Regions from separate parts of the Homo sapiens genome. Here region 2 is linked to region 1. The links are chromatin contacts, found by Hi-C or POLR2A ChIA-PET in ENCODE. All regions are on one chromosome and are shown on one strand. The core of a region is the stretch at or near the end of the contact, and the rest is flanking DNA. Distances in the headings are between cores, read along the strand shown.

Evidence for each region. Hi-C counts contacts between places; a loop is a spot of excess contacts on that map. ChIA-PET counts read pairs that join two places held with the same protein, here RNA polymerase II (POLR2A). Pooled maps may share reads with other maps.
Region 2: a pooled map shows a loop between it and region 1 (4-fold over the local background). The contact joins two enhancer-like sites. A Hi-C loop is called at or near these places in 3 of 168 maps with a recorded cell type or tissue (CD8-positive, alpha-beta T cell and naive thymus-derived CD4-positive, alpha-beta T cell) and 10 of 50 pooled maps. POLR2A ChIA-PET finds 5 or more read pairs at or near these places in 3 of 52 experiments (SK-N-SH, activated CD4-positive, alpha-beta T cell and activated T-cell).

The regions. Positions count from the first base shown.
Region 1 is chr5:58,883,065-58,888,479 of GRCh38, reverse strand. No RefSeq gene overlaps it. Among named protein-coding and RNA genes, the nearest start is that of PDE4D-AS1, 150 kb to the left of the region's middle. Within about 2 kb of position 1,604, at least 7 of the 41 ENCODE cell types and tissues checked have a DNase peak (open chromatin) inside an H3K27ac peak, as active enhancers do.
Region 2 is chr5:59,098,472-59,104,242 of GRCh38, reverse strand. The region is part of intron 5 of PDE4D (phosphodiesterase 4D); the gene reads left to right. Among named protein-coding and RNA genes, the nearest start is that of PDE4D-AS1, 62 kb to the right of the region's middle. Within about 2 kb of position 4,407, at least 5 of the 41 ENCODE cell types and tissues checked have a DNase peak (open chromatin) inside an H3K27ac peak, as active enhancers do.

The DNA.
Region 1 (5,415 bases), core at 355-2,854:
TTCTTGTTAGGACGTTAATGGATTTTACAAAACTGATTTTTCTAAGGCAAAAAGAGGTTGAAGAGGTCTGTAGGTTGAGCAAGAGGGGCTGGGGGCCGCCCAGTGTCTGAGCCCAAAAGGAAAAAAGGGGAGAGGAGATGGAAAGAAACAGGGAGGGCATAACCCCAGCAAAGTGAGTCAGACTTCCCGAGAGCAGAGCCCAGAGGTCCAGCCGCCAAGTTAAGGCCAGCAGCTGTCCAGACATCATTTGCACCCAAAAGTCAAAGAGCTTGGACATGAGGCCAGCAGGGAAATGGTTCAGCCGCTTCAGAGCTGAAGGGGCCAGAACAAAGGTCTGGCTTCAGATTAGAGGATGGAAAACTGCAGTGGACTTTTGGGGTGACCTTCACCCTCATGGCAAGGCCTGGACCCTTACAGAGAGAAATGACAACAGACAGCCTCTCTCCGAGGCTGCAGACTGCTTTGCACCCTGACCTGGGAGCCAGCATGTGACCTCCCTCTGCCTCTACCAGTCTCTCTTCACCCCTGCAAGTCAGAACTGACCCGATGAAGCCAGGAGCTTAGTGACAGGATGTGAGGAGAACAGGAAGTCAGGGAGAGCGTCTTCAGTGAAGAAACTCCCCATACTTTTGCTCTTAGAAGTTCACAGAAGCAATGGGTAAGACACTTCAGTCTGATGATGATGACTGTTCTGGGCTTGGGGTGACAGTTGAAGATGCTGGAAGGTGAGAGTTGAAAGGAGTCAGCAAAAACAAAGCCTGTAAATCAAAAATTACGGCTAGGTTTTAAGATGTAAGTGCTAAATCAACCTGAGGAGTAAACAAGGAAATCAGATTCTTTCTCAGCATTTTAGATTTGGTAAGGAGAAGAGAGGGACCATGAAGGTTATGCCTGAGCAGGGCGGTGGGGGGTGATGTTGGCGCAGTGGGGCAGAGACATGGGCTTGGGATGAGGGCAAGCACATCCTCCATCCTTGGCCTGGGGCGCTTGGCTCTTGCCTCACCCTAAAGAGAACACACACATTTTGCCTGAAATGAACCCAGGCAGGCTGTAGGTGCTGTGCCACTTAGAGATTGGCAGTGCCCTCCCTGCCCCAGCCCCAGGCCCTGCAATTCTAAAAGAACACACAGTGGGTCAGGCTCCCAGAGTGTCCACAGTCCCCACAGCTCCCTCCATTTTGTCCCCACTTAGAAATGCACAGTTGTGGTTACATTTATAAAGGGGCAACTGTGACTCTGCTATCTTCTGTTTATCTATCTATCTATCTATCTATCTATCTGTCATCTATCTATCTGTCATCTATCTATCTATCTACCTATCTACCTACCTATCTATCTATTTATCTATCATCGGGAGTAGATGGACACACACACAGTCTCCTTCCTGTTTAAGTATCTCAGTCTATTGTCAGAGACACTCCACAACTGAGTTCTGAACACAGTGAAGAACAGCAGTTTCAGGCTACTTGAAAAGTGCCTTCCCACAGAAACCTCAGCTTAAGGAGGAGATCTGATCTGCAAATCCGTGGGCCTCAGCCTTAGGGTGTTGGGTTTCCTGTAAGGTCCTGTGCTTGCTGGTACCAGGTGGGAATGCCTGGGTATGTATCTGGGCTGCCGGGGCGCCCGGCCTCCACCATGCCAGGGTGACCTGAGAGCTCCCTCTAGTGGCTGTTCTGAGCACGCGTTTTTCATTTCCCATCCACCAAATTTCGAAAGAGGTAACTGCTAAGACAGGCCCTGTGTGAACTCATAGATCTGTGCTTAGACTCTTTTGTTGATAATGAAAATGAGAAAACTTATTGCATACCAGATCCCAAGTTTCATAATAACCACATGAAGTGGTATAATTGTTTCCACATTTTACAAATGAGGAGATGTAGCTCCCTAAATTGCCAAGATCACACAGATTGGGAGTTATGGCGCAGGATCTGACTGAAGAGCCGTATTCCAGGCCCATGCTCCTGGCCCTGTCCTCTCCTCCTCAGCCATGCAGAGAGCCCTGATCTGCCGAAATCACTGCCTCAGTCGCTTGGCCTGAAACAGAGGGCGCTCAACCAATTCCGCAACTAGCACTTTGATTTCTTTTTGAATCACCATTTTACTTGTTACCACATTTACTGTCCAAAGATGGTTCACTTTACAAAGTGAGCTCTTTTGACAAAGCTCTATGCTTGATTTTGTTACTATCACAAAAATCTTAGAAGTATTTTCTATTCTTCAGTTTCCTCCTATCTAAAATGTAAATAGCACATTCTTTTTTATTTCCTCCTACAGATAACTATTTTTTTTAGGCAAATGTAATGGACCTCTGGATTTTTGAAAGACCTCTATTAAATAAAGACCTGAAGCTGTTTTTTTTCCCCCTTGTTATTTGGAGAGTTAGATTCCTGAGGTTTGAAAGTACACTCATTTGGGAGCCAAAAAAGAATTATGTTGGCAACTGGGTTTGCCTTTTAGCAGCTGCCTGACCTGGGCAACACTTCACATTTCTGAATCCAGTTTCTTTGTATATATAAAAGAGAGGAATTTAACCAGATGAATTTTAAGCCTCCTACCAGCTAGAATATTAGGTGCTGGTGGGTTGTGAGAGAAAATATATGAAAACATACAGTAATGATTAGCAGGTGTTGATGACTGCCCTCGTGGAATAATGTACCACATACTCTACTTTCAAGCTATGGATAAATTGAGCCTATTTCTTAGATTTTGTGTGAAATGGGATGACTGGAACTGGCTTGGAATCCACAATAGGGATTATCAAATTGAAAATGAAATCCCCCAATATCCAGTTTCTGAGCAGTCCATCAGAACAAAAGTAAATTGGGATATATTCTGCAGTCCCTTGGGTTAAAACACTCATGTGCACATGGCCATATATATTAGTTGTGTATAGTGAAAACCTACAGAATGTGTTTAATAACATAGGTCACACATTATTTAGAAGGGTTTTTCTCCCCTTTCTTAATTTGAGTCACACTTAGCCTCCTCGGAAAAGCAGCAAAAGGCCAGGGTCAGAAATAGTCTTGTCAGTGTAACTCTTCATGGTTAATCTTTAGATAATGTGAGGGCAAGAAGTCAGAAGTAGAGTTTCTCTGGAAACCACTAACGAGCAGACTAAGGCCAGGGCTAATGAGAGGAGAAGAATGTTTGGATTCAGGACCTCCTGCAGACCAAATAGCAACTCTATTTTTCTAATTTCCAAGTGATCTACTTTTACAGGTTTATTATTATTAATATTATTTTTTAAGTCAAGTTATGTAAGATCAATCTTAGAGACTGGAAAAAAAGAAAACAATGTTCCCTGTAGGAATGAGAGGTATTAACATCAAATTTGCTCTCAACGAATCAGGTGTAAAAGGAATGTTTCGCAACACAATATAGGCTATATATGTCAAGCCCACAGCTAATGTCATACTCATCGGTGAAAAGTTGAAAGCTTTTCCTCTAAGATCAGGAACAAGACACGGATGCCCACTCTTACCATTTCTGTTCAACACAGTACTGGAAATCCTAGCCAGAAAAATTAGGCAAGGGAAAGAAATAAAAGGTATCAAAATAGGAAAGAATGAAGGGAAATTGTCTCTGTTTGCACTAAATATAATGTTATATATAGAAAATCCTCGACTCCACCAAAAAAACACTGTTAGAATTGATAAATGAATTCAGTAAATTGCAGGATACAAAATCAACTTACAAAAATCAGCAGCATTTCTATACACCAACAGCAAATGATCTGAAAAAGAAATTAAGAAAACAATCCCACTTAAAATAGCATCACAAAATAAATAAAATGCTTAGGAGTAAATTTAAGCAAGGAAGTGATGAAAACTGTAAAACATTGATTAAAAAAATTGAAGATGACACGAATAAATAGAAATATTTCCTGTGTTTACAGATAGAATTAATATTGTTAAAATGTCCTTATTATCCAGGGTGATCTATAGATTCAATGCAATCCCTATCAAAATCCAATGTGATTCTTCACAGAAATATAAAATACAAACCTAAAATTAATGTGGAACCACAAAAATCCCAAATAGCCAAGTAATCTTGACCAAAAAGAGGAAAACTGGAGGCATAATACTGCCACTACCAGATTTCAAAGTATATTACAAAGCTATAGTAATCGAAACTGTGTGGTACTGGCATAAAAACATACACATCAAATAGGATAGAGAGTTTATAAATAAAACCACACATCTATGGTCAACTGGTTTTTGACAAAGGTGCCAAGAACACATAATGCAAAAATGACAGACTCTTCAATAAATGATGCTGATAAAACTGGATATCAACATGCAGAAGAATAAAAATGGACCCTTATCTCACCCCTTATATAAGAATCAACTCAAAATGAATTAAAGACTTAAATTTAGGACCTACGACTATAAATCTACTGGAAGAAAACATACAGGAAATTCTCCATGACATTGGTCAGGGCAAAGATTTCTTGAGTGTGACCCAAAAGCACAGGCAACAAAAGTAAAAACAGACAAGTAAAATTGTGTCAAACTAAAAAGCTTCTGCATAGCAAAGGAAACAATTAATAGAGCGAAAAGACAACCCAAGGATTAGGAGAAAATATTTGCCAGTTGTACATAGGATAAGGGACTAATATCCAAAATATACAAGGAACTCAAACTGCTCAATGACAAGAACAGAACTCTATTAAAAAACAGACAAATGACTTGAATAGACAGTTCTCAAAAGAAGTCATACAAATGGCCTACAGAAATGAAAAAAATGCTCAACATCACTAATCATCAGAGAAATGCAAATTAAAACCACAATGAGATATTACCTTACACCTGTTAGATTGACTACTATCAAAAAGATGAAAGGTAAGTTTTGGAAACGTTGTGGAGAAAAGGGAACCCTTATATACTGCTGATGGTATTGTAAATTAGTGGAGCCATTTTGGAAATCAGTATGGAGGCATCTAAAAAAATTAAAAATAGAGCTACCATATGATACAGCAATCCTACCACTGGGTATATATCCAAAGGAATGGAAATCAGTATGGCGAAGAGATGCTTCATGTTTATTGCAGCATTATTCACAATAGCCAAGCTATGGAAACAACCTAAGCACTCATCAACAGATGAATGAATTTTTTAAAATGTGATGTAGATAGACAATGGAATAGTACTCAACCTTACACAAACAGGAAATTCTGTCATTTGCAACAATGTGGATGAACCTAGAAGATATTATGTTAAGTGAAAGAAGCCAGGCACAGAGAGACAAATGCGATATGTTCTCACTGACATGTGGAATCGAAAAAAGTCAAACCCAGAGAAGTAGAGAGTAGATTGGTGGTAACCAGGGGCTGCGGAGGGAGGTGGACATGGTGGATTGGGAAAAGGGAGACATTGGTCAACAGGTACAAAGTTAGAGTTGGGTGAAATCAGTTCTG
Region 2 (5,771 bases), core at 3,158-5,657, 210 kb before region 1:
AGCACCCAGCATACTATCTGGTTCATAGTTTACAGTCAATAAATGTTAATTCCATTATTTGATCACAATGTAAGACTATTGAGGTTTAATTTTGATTGTTTTTTCAAAAGTTTGTAATCTGTTAGGAACAATTTCTAAAGTAAAATTCAGAAAACAAAACCATCAAAATTTAATTCAGCTAACATTTTTGAGGTTCTATATAGTCTCGAACATATATTATCTAATTCGATTATCACTATAAACCCTGTGTATAGTAGATATTATCATTCCCATTAGTGGATATGCAAACCACGGCTGTGGGATAGTTTTACATTTAGTAAGTGGCAGATCCAAGTCTAGACAGCCCAGGCTGGTTCTCTTTATACTCTGCCTGGCAACATTTGCCTTCATCACTGTCTGTTTTCAAAAGTAACTAACCTCTACATCCCTGCTCACACATACAAATAGCTCTAAAGGTACAAAATAAAGCTAATTTTCTGAGCAATTCATTTTATTCAAATCAGTCTAATGATCTGTTCCATGAAAAATGATTATGTAGCTCAAAGGTCTTCAAACTCGTCTCAAACCAGGGGTCAGGCAGATCATATTCACATAAAGGGAGAAGCTTGCCAGCCAGAAGTCAATAAAGATTCCTGGGACTGGGGTGACCTGGAAGCTACAACCTGTTTAAAGGAGACAGCTTCTGCCTAGCTCCAGGCTAGTGCTCAAGTGCCAGGATGTGGGCTCCCTATTGTCAAATCTTTTTTTTTTTTGCTTTTTTAAGACTGGAAGAAATCCAATATTTAATGCGAAACTTCCCATTTTTGAACAACGTGTGTGGGCCAAACAAGTCACATCTGTGGACCAGATCTGGCCTGAGGATTGCCAGTTTGCAATCTTGACCTAATTGCCCTTAATTCTTCACTTCTCTTGACCTGGTAAATACTCCATTTAAATGAGTATTAGGTATGTTCTGGGCCCTTTTGGACTGGGTCTTTGTAATATATACAAATTTCAAAGACTGACCTTTAGTTTTTCAGGTTCAGAATTGATTTTCTCAGAACCCAATTAGATCAGGTGCTGTCACTGACACTCAGAACTCATGAACTTTATGCAAGAGCAAGAACATGAATTAGGGAATTCACAGTGAGAAATATATTGACAAGTAGACAGGATACCATATTGGCCAGATCAGTTCATTCTGTCCTTGTAGTTCAGCCCCTTGAGAAACAAACTTCTAATTAGAAGCTGCTTTGACATATATGGAGTCAGAAACTAGGAACTGTAGACTTTAAAGGGCTTTCCTGCATTGGGTTTTGAGATTCTTCCTCCTTTTATGGTAGTCTTAACATTCGGCTGTTAAGTGTTATGCTCCCCCTCCCCAGGCATGCCAAGTATATACTGACCAAGTGTCTTCTTTATTTAGCTACCATATGAGTGGTTCTCAAACCCATGCCCTTGTTAAAACACAGATTACAGAGCCCTATGCCCCACAAATTCTGATTCAGTACTTCTGGGGTGGGTCCTGAGAATTTTCCTTCTTATAAGTTCCCAAGTGATGCTGATGCTGATGAACTGCTGGATGGGGAACCCCCTTTGAGAAGCACTGGGTTCCTCTATCATCTTCAGCTGACAGGCTTTTTCCCCTTTGAAGGGTTACCGCTATTGTCTGTGTCTCTGCTTTAATATGCTAATATAGCATTATGGTCATATCCAGATCCTGAGGTTGGAACCTGGGTCTTAGAACAATTTTTAAATTGTTTATATTTTTAAAGGTATTTGATTTATTAAAACTATTTGATTACTTTATTTCATCAAGTCCAAGGTGCCATTGATTATAAAAACATGTCTGGATTTTAGAGGCATTAAAAATGTAGGGGCCAGGCGCGATGGCTCATGCCTGTAACCCCAGCACTTTGGGAGGCCGAGGCGTGCAGATCACCTGAGGTCGGGAGTTTGAGACCAGCCTGACCAACATGGAGAAACCCCATCTCTACTAAAAATAAAAAATTAGCCAGGAGTAGTGGCACATGCCTGTAATCCCAGCTACTTGGGAGGCTGAGGCAGGAGAATCGCTTGAACCCAAGAGGCGGAGGTTGTGGTAAGCCGAGATCATACCATTGCACTCCAGCCTGGGCAACAAGAGCAAAAGTCTGTCTCAAAAAAAAAAAAAAAAAAAAAAGTAGGGAAAAAATTAACAGTTTCAGAGGTACTGCAAATTAGTAAATAAAGCCTCAGTTTGGGGCAGTCTCCCCTGGATTATGTTGTATGTGTGTAGCTCAACTCGATGGGCACAGTTGAAGGAAGGATTCCCTGGTATGTTTGTTAAACAAACATAAGGTGAATTTTAAGCCTCCCTTCCCCAATTCTTAGTGGAAAAGACACTACTGGTACTGTGTCCTATGGCTGACTTTGTCGTCTAATTGAAATATCTTATTATTGTATGCATCCTCTCCTACTTAAATGTGACCCTGAAATGCCAGATCTTTCCTTTGGAATGAATCTTTTTTGTCTTATTGGACTGGTAGGGCTATGCACTTAAAAAAAAAAAAAAGTTGATTATTAGACTCACTGTTTCCTTGGCCAGTCAGGAAAAGATATTTAGGACAAGAGTTTCTCAATTGTCCTCATCCAGTTTTGCCTTTATAGTGAATTTCAATAAATATTACCATGCCTATGTAAGAGGGTGACTGGAGAGGCAGAAATTCTATCTGACTGTCCACTTCTAACTCTACTATTGGAAAACCTGCTAGGGGTTTTTGTATTTATTATTTTTGGAAAAATCATTAAGTGGATTCCCTTAGCTATATAAACATAAGGCCTGTCATCTTTTTCTTTGGAGAAAGAGTGTGACAAAATTTCCCCCTTCTTATTAAAAGCTACCCCTCCTCTTGGTACAGTTTGAGGATAGCGTGGACCAAACTACCTAAGAATTCAGGAGTCTACCAGGAGAAAAGAGACTTTCTCACTTTGTCCCACAATTAGAAGTACTGAGGAAACCCATGAGAATGGATGAAAAAGGGCAGTCCCATGGTGTATTGTCGGGAGAGAATGCTGATACGGCGGGCCCTAGAGGGATTAATGTATCTGTGTAGAGGAAGGGGAAACCTAAGCTGCCTGCTCAAGAAGAGCATCTTAGATTGTTGAGTGAGGGCTGATCTTTACTAAATGAGTTAAATCAAAGAGCCAAACTCTTGGAGTCCAAGGCTGGGCATGGAGACCCAAACCAGCAAGGACACAGGTCTGGACAGGACCATTGTTCACTGTGATACCACATGGCAGTGGCAGAAGCCTTCATACCAATTGCCGTCCTCTCTACACCTGAAGTTTAGAAGCACGACTCTGCTTTAGACTGAATAATCCCTGAGGTTCTTGGGTTATTTGAAAGAGGGGTAGTTTTCAAAAAGAGAGATATTAGATTTCCTATTGAAAGGGCAGCCCTGGTCTCCAGTGATTAACTGGAAAAACAAAAGAGATATAACAATTTTTACATCTAAGTACTGTGCTAGCTTCTGTGGATCTAGAATCAAATGAGACAAGATGTAGTATGACAAGCAGTTAGACTCTCAAGAAAATCATTCAAGTCTGTTTAGGAAAACTGACATTCATTCATTCAGCAAACTATTGAGTAGCTCCTGTGCATCAGAACCTGTATTCACAGTCAACTGAAATAAACACAATTTCTACACGAGTGGAGTTTTCCAAATAGACTAAGATGTCATAATGGACTGTGTGTAGAGTAATGTTCAAGTTTTTTTTGTTTAAGCTTCCCCATCCCCCAGAAAATACTGGATATATATAGCAAAACCTTTCATGGATAATAATTGACATATACCTTGGAGACCATTTGGAATCTCCATAAACGAAAGAAGAAAGGGCATTTCAGACAAAGGGAACTACATGTACAAAGTCACAGGCATGTAGAAAAAGATGAATGTTTCGGAGTAACTTACAGTATGTAGGGCGCAAACAGAGGAAATGGCAAGGAATAAGACTATGTGAGAAAGCAAGTTAGGGCGACCTTATTAAAAAGTTTATAGACAGTGGCGCACCGCCAAAGATGTAGAAATGTGGCTTGCTGTGTTCTGTATTTTGGAGCAATCACTCGGGTACCCTGTGTTGTGAGTAGGGGTGAAAGAAGAGAATCAGTGGAACCATGGGAAGCAGTTTGGGAGATAGGTTGGAAAAATATTGGAATGTTCTAAGCATGACATTGTGAAAGAATGCTAGAATCTTTTTCATATGAGGGGTGTTATGGAAAATAAAGAAAGTATTGGCCCTGCCCTCAAGAAGCTTGGAACATAAAAGAAGTAAAACATGAGAGCAGGGCCTAATAATGTATCTCAAAGTGCTGAAGGAAGCATATGCATTATAGAAGTTCTCATCCTGGACTGTGGTTTGTTGAGAATGCAGCTGGGTGGAGTCTGAGGAAGTAAGTGATGGCCATAATCGAAGAAGAGATAAGAGGTAAGAGCAATGGCTTAAAAGCAAAAAAGCCTCAAAACATTCAAACTTCCTTTGTATAATAGTGGATGTTATTTTGAGAATGTCAGTTTCAGGAGATACCATAATCATGTGTTTGTCTGTATTTAAAAAGCCACCACCATAAAAGATCTAGAGTCACTCATGAAGTTCAAGTACCAATTTTTACCCATGAGTGTGGAACATTCTGCTCTTTTACAAACAGTAACTCGTACTGTCACATTTTGCGGCGCATCTCTCATTTTGTTGGTTATTTAGTGGCCATGTAAACATGTACATGACTTGTGGTGAATATGGTGATTCTCACTTTATAACCAAAGAGGGTGGATGTTACAGCATATGAGCAGTTATGACTGTAAAGCCTGAAGTGTGAGTCACAGGGTCTGACCCAGGTAGTAAGATGTGTTATTTGTTCATGTTGGTTAGCTGAATTTCCTGGGCTGACCTCACTGAAGTTTGCTCCAGTAAAGAACCGGATCTTTACTGATAGATCAAGGATCTGAATTCTGCACCTAGTTCTTTGGCTAACCAGTTGTGTCCTTTGGGGGAAATTTCTTAATCTTTCTGCTCTCCATTTCCCTTTCTGTAAGTAAGGGATTAGACCAAATTCCATCCAGGATTGAGAAATTCTATGGTGTGACAAAGACTGCTGGTGCTGACTGAATATCCTTACAGATTTGTTCATTTAGTAACCAATATAATAAAGATGACTGACTGAATCTTAATTATATTGGGTGACATCTGCCTAGTCAAAAGATTGCATTTCTCAGGCTTTCTAAGAGATTGATGCAGCCAACTACATGTTAGCAGAGGGAGCTCCTGCCTAGAAGCACTCACTTTTACTCCTCCTCCCGTTTGTGTAGTAGTGATTTGGTGCTGGTGCTGGCTGGAGCATCAGTAGCCATCTTGTAACCTAAATGGCAGAATTGAGAATGGAAGCCATGTGTTACGGATGGTGGATCAGAAAGATAATAGGAACCTAGGTCCCTGATAAACATGGTGTCACCATTCCAACCTTGACCTGTTTCTAGATTATTTTCTTTACTTTTCTTTTTCCTTTCCTCTTTTTTTTTTTTTTTTTTTTGAGTCTTTCTCTGTCACCCAGGCTGGAGTGTAGTGGTGTGATCAGGGCTTACTGCAGCCTTAGCCTCCTGCACTCAAGCAATTCTCCCACTTCAGCCTCACGAGTAGCTGGAACCACAGGTGCATGCCACCATACCCAGCAATTTTTTTTTTTTTAATTTTTTGTAGAGATGAGGTCTCACTATGTTACCCAGGCTGGTCTCAAACTCATGTACTCAAGTGATCCT